2 separate regions of the Homo sapiens genome follow, and region 1 is linked to region 2. Evidence: read pairs that join two places in POLR2A ChIA-PET (ENCODE). Cell type or tissue: PC-9. All regions are shown on one strand.

Region 1 (2,500 bases), 190 kb before region 2:
CAGGACTGAAGTCAGTCACCAAGCTGCCAGGGCTTTCTTTTTCTCTCTCAGCCTTCACCTTTTTAATAACATGTCCTATGAATTACCCAATTTATACTTTTCTTTATTGACTCATTTGTCTGCATATGAGGATGTGCTTTAGAGGCAGACAAGTCCCATCTCTATCACTTACTAGCCATGTGACCTTGAGCAAGTTGCTCAATGTCTCTGAGTCTTGGTTTCCTCCTCCCTAAAATGAGGCTGGTGCATACTCTATGCAAAGCCTTACTTGAGATAATGGCATCCTCAGCAATGCCTTGGACGTCGTAGATGCTCCATTAATGTTACTCCTGTCCTCCCCAAATCCCATCTCTACCCCATTCCTTATCAGCTTTGCACCATTTCGTGCAAAGGCCTTGAATCTACAGTGACATCTCTGAACCTTATTTTTATAGCTCTTAGCACAGCTCCAGGTGCCTAAAAACACTTTAAAAATTAATTTAAAGGATGTTATCTCTGCTCCTTTTTCTGTTCTTCAGTTCCTCCCCTTATTTCCTTATTGCCTTCGTTTTTTGTTGTTGTTTTTTTTTCAGTTCAGTTTCAATACAGACTGCAAAAATTGCCCATGCCGACTATATTTTAAATCATCATGGCAGGGTATTGGGAAACATTTTCAACTAGCCATAATCGGGCCTCGGATAAACCTCATGGGCTACCATACTGCCACTGTGCAAAGCTACCATTATTTCTTATACTTTTCTATCCCCTTTTCCTGCAGGAAATTCAGACCTGTAAGTAACAACGATTGTAATAAACTACATTTCTAGACCCCTTTGTAGCTTATAAAATGCTTTTGACAAAAGAAAAAAAAGAACCTGAGAGGCAAGTACTATTACTCTCCTGTTTACAGATTAGCAAACTGAGGCTTAGAGAAGCCATGTGCCTGATTCAAAATCAGAAGACTAGTAATGAATGAGAACCAATGCTTTGAGTCTCTGCTCTGCTCTAAAACAGCTTTCCTCAGATACTCAAACCCAGATGTCAATACATCCCCATGCTTCACACACCAAGGGTCATGGATCAGGCCTCTTGACCAGATGTTGCTATTGAGACAAGCAGCTGTCATTTGTAATATCCTGTGCTGTCCCCCAGGGTCCATGGCTCAGTTTCACTTTAAATCCAGCCACAGCTCTTGCCAGACCAATGAGAAACTCCCATTTGAGGTGGAACCACTGAAATCTGATTCAGAGCTCTCTGCTAGTTCTTCCTCTGACTGTCAATTCAGCTTAAGCCCTGGCAGCTGGACTTAGTCGGGGCTGGATAACTCTAACTTCCCTTGACTTGCCATCTCCTTCCCCATTGCCCAAAGAAGGAATGCCAAATGGACTCACACTTGTCGCCCTTTGGAATCCCTTACGTGTCATTGCCTAAGCAGAAATTACAAATAAGGCTTTGGTATTTAATTCAGACCAGTACCAAAATATTTCCCTGTCTAGAGTTCTTCCATGAAGAAAGCATTTATAGTATGCAGATGGTGGGGGCGTGGGCCTGCAGGCGGCCCAGGAATGCAAGTCAACAGCCTTGAGTCTTACTAGAAGAGGGGTGTGGACACCGGGCGCCTTTCCAGGGTAACCCAAGTAGGTGGAGTTTGTGGTAAGGCAGAAAAAGGCTAGGACTTGGGGCCAGCAGAGCCAGGTTTAAATGCTAGTTCCCATGTTGACAGGGTGAGTTGCACATGGTGAGTTGCTGCATGCTAAGCATTCAGTCTCTCCTAAGCTCTTCTTCGTAAAAAAAAGCAATGCCTGTCCTGCCCTTCTCTTTAGGGTGGTCTCGAGGTAATGGACATAAAAGCACTTTAGAAACTGGAAATCGCCAGACAAGTATAGGCTGTTAATATTACAGTGCAATGTCTAAAGTCTGTGATAAATTTTTCAGGCAGATTCACTATGCATTCCAATTCTCTTTGGTCTTTGTTTTTCTTCCAGTTCCCTTAATCTGTCTCCCTGCACAAGCTCAAAGTTGCCGAAGAATAGGTCTGCGTTTGTTTCATATTTCACACACTTCTTCAAGCAGTATTCCAACTCAAAAAGATAGTCTGAGGAAGCTTAAGTGATTGAAAGGAGAAGGAAAACACTTGGCTCAAAATATGATTTTTGGTTTTTGTTTCTCTAGTCTAGAGGAAAATTTTAGATTTTGATTTGGAGGAGAAAAAACAGAAAAGTTAGAGAAATTGAAGCCAGGCGTGGTGGCTGATGCATGTAATCCCAGCACTTTGGAGGTGTAAGGAACATGGCTGTGCTGCAGCCAAGCAGGCATAGGGCAGCAGGCATAGACCGAGGAAAACAGCCTAGAAGACTCAGCAGGATTGGGGCGCACGCACACACTCCCATGTCTCATATAATCATAGCCATGTAGACACAACATAGAGAAGCTCCCCACCTGGCTCTCAGCCACTATTGTCTGTGTAGGTATAAATGTAACACTGACCCTGTGAGGGGCTGCTGAATAAAGCCATGTCTCA
Region 2 (2,500 bases):
GTAGAGCTGAAATTCACCATGCTGGCCAGGCTGGTCTCAAACTCATTAGCTCAAGTGATCTGCCTGCCTCAGCCTCCCAAAATGCTGGGATTACAGGTGTGAGCCACTGTTCCTGGCTATCAATTTTTCAAATAAGACAGAACATATGAAATATTTCCTGGCAATAGCTTGGAGAAGGTGAACCAAGTCAGAGTACATAGTTAACTTTTCCATGGCAAAAAGCCCAAGGATTGGTGATGAGCCACTCTGATATAAGTATTCATAAACTCAGCCGGGCATGGTGGCTCACGCCTATAATCCCAGCACTCTGGGAGGCCGAGGCGGGCAGATCACGAGGTCAGGAGATAGAGACCATCCTGGCTAACACGGTGAAATCCCGTCTCTACTAAAAACAACAACAAAAAAATTAGCCAGGTGTCGTGGTGGGGGCCTGTAGTCCCAGCGACTCGAGAGGCTGAGGCAGGAGAATGGCGTGAACCCGGGAGGCGGAGCTTGCAGTGAGCCGAGATTGCACCACTGCACTCCAGCCTGGGCGACAGAGCCAGACTCCCTCTCAAAAAAATATAAGAGGCCCGGCGCGGTGGCTCATGCCTGTAATCCCAGCACTTTGGGAGGCTGAGGCGGGTGGATCGCCTGAGGTCAGGAGTTCGAGGCTAGCCTGGCCAACATGGTGAAACCCCATCTCTACTAAGAATACAAAAATTAGCTGGGCATGGTGGCGCAATCCTGTAATCCCAGCTACTCGGGAGGCTGAGGCAGGAGAATCACTTGAACCCGGGAGGCGGAGGTTGCAGTGAGCCGAGATCGTGCCATTGCACTCCAGCCTGGGCTACAAGAGCGAAACTCCGTCTCAAAAAAACAAAAATAAATAAATAAAAAATAAAAATAAAAGAGAATTCATAAACTCGCCAGGCACAGTGGCTGACACTTGTGATCCCAGCATTTTGGGAGGCCAAGGCAGGAGGATTGCTTGACTTCAGGAGTTCGAGACCACTCTGGGCAGTATAGGCAGACTTCATCTCTACCAAAAAAAAAAAAAAAAAAAAAAAATTAAAAAAGTAGTTAGGGTTGGTGGTGAATTCATGTAGTCCTAGCTACTCAGGAGGCTGAGTGGGAGGATTGCTTGAGGTCAGGAGACAAGAGGCTGCAGTGAGGCATGATCATGCCACTGCACTCCAGCTTGGGCAACAAAATAAGACCCTGTCTCAAAACAACAACAACAACAACAACAACAACAACAACAAACACACAGAATTCATAAACTCTTATTTTTGAGGTGACCAGCTCTGTGGATCTGGATATCCTTCACGCTAGGCATTTGAAACTGGGGCTAATGCTGTGTGGGTTTACTTTAGGTTATTATAGTGTACTTAAAAACATATATTGATGAGAGATTACACATATAAACACAAATATTTCAAGTGTATACTGTAATGCCAGAACTCTGGGAGGCCAAAGCAGAAGAATCACTTGAACCCAGGAGTTCAAGACCAGCCTGGGCAGCATAGGGAGATTCCATCTCTACCAAAAAAAAGAAAAAAAAAGAAAAAAAGAAAAAAGAAATTAGCCAGGCATGGTGGCTTGAGACTGTAGTCCCAGCTACTCAGGAAGCTGAGGTGGAAGGATCATTTGAGTCCAGGAGGTCAAGGCTGCTGTGAGCCATGATCACACCACCGCACTCCAGCCTGGGTGAAAAAGTGAGAACCTGTCTCAAAAATAAAAATAAATAAAAATTTAAAAAGTGTACCCTTTGATGAGTTTTGACATATATCTATCACAATGAAGATAATAAACATCCTTCACTCCTTTTCCTTGTGGCTCTTTGTAATCTATACCTGTCTCCATCTCTATCTACAGTTGTGATGGATAATTTTGTTTCAAGCTGCCTGGGCTAAGGGATGCCCAGATAGCTGGTAAAACATTATTTCTGGGTGTGTCTGTGACAGTGTTTCCAGAAGAGCTTAGCATTTGACTTGGTAGACTGCATAAAGAAGATCACTTTCGTTAATGTGGGTGAGCATCATCCCATCCATTGAGGGCCTGGATAGAAAAAAGGCAGAAGGGTGAATCTGCTACTCTTTGAACTGGGACATCTATCTTCTCCTGCCCTCAGACATCAGTGTTCCTGGTTTTGGGCCTTTGGTCTTTCACGAGGGCTTAGGCCATCACTTCCTTTGGTTGTCAGGCCTTCAGACTCACTCTGAATTAAACCACTGGCTTTCCTAGTTTTCCAGTTTGCAGATGAAAGATTGTGTGATTCTTGGCCTCCATAATCATGTGAGCCAATTCCTAGAATCTATCTATCTATCTATCTATCTATCTATCTATCTAATCTATCCACCCATCCATCCACCACCCACCTACCTACCTACCTACCTACCTATCAATCATCTGTCTATCCATCCATCCTATTGGCTCTGTTTCTCTGGAGAATCCTAATGCAACAGGCAACCACTGATCTACTTTCTGTCACTTTAGATTATTTTGCATTTTCTAAAGT

What was found. Peaks named below come from ENCODE experiments on the same cell type or tissue, not always from the same donor. Only the 100,000 strongest peaks of a DNase experiment are listed, where the experiment ranks them.
Region 1: POLR2A ChIA-PET joins it to region 2 with 38 read pairs; 2 of 35 experiments call an interaction of 5 or more read pairs at or near these places.

What each region holds. Positions count from the first base shown.
Region 1 is chr12:98,417,322-98,419,821 of GRCh38, forward strand. It overlaps the pseudogene RNU4-41P. Among named protein-coding and RNA genes, the nearest start is that of TRD-GTC1-1, 85 kb to the right of the region's middle. In PC-9, no CTCF peak of the experiment used is centred here; a DNase peak (open chromatin) is centred at 1,490; H3K4me3 peaks cover 701 bases; H3K27ac peaks cover 1,441 bases.
Region 2 is chr12:98,609,666-98,612,165 of GRCh38, forward strand. No RefSeq gene overlaps it. Among named protein-coding and RNA genes, the nearest start is that of SNORA53, 11 kb to the left of the region's middle. RefSeq lists a silencer at 992-1,192. In PC-9, no CTCF peak of the experiment used is centred here; no DNase peak of the experiment used is centred here.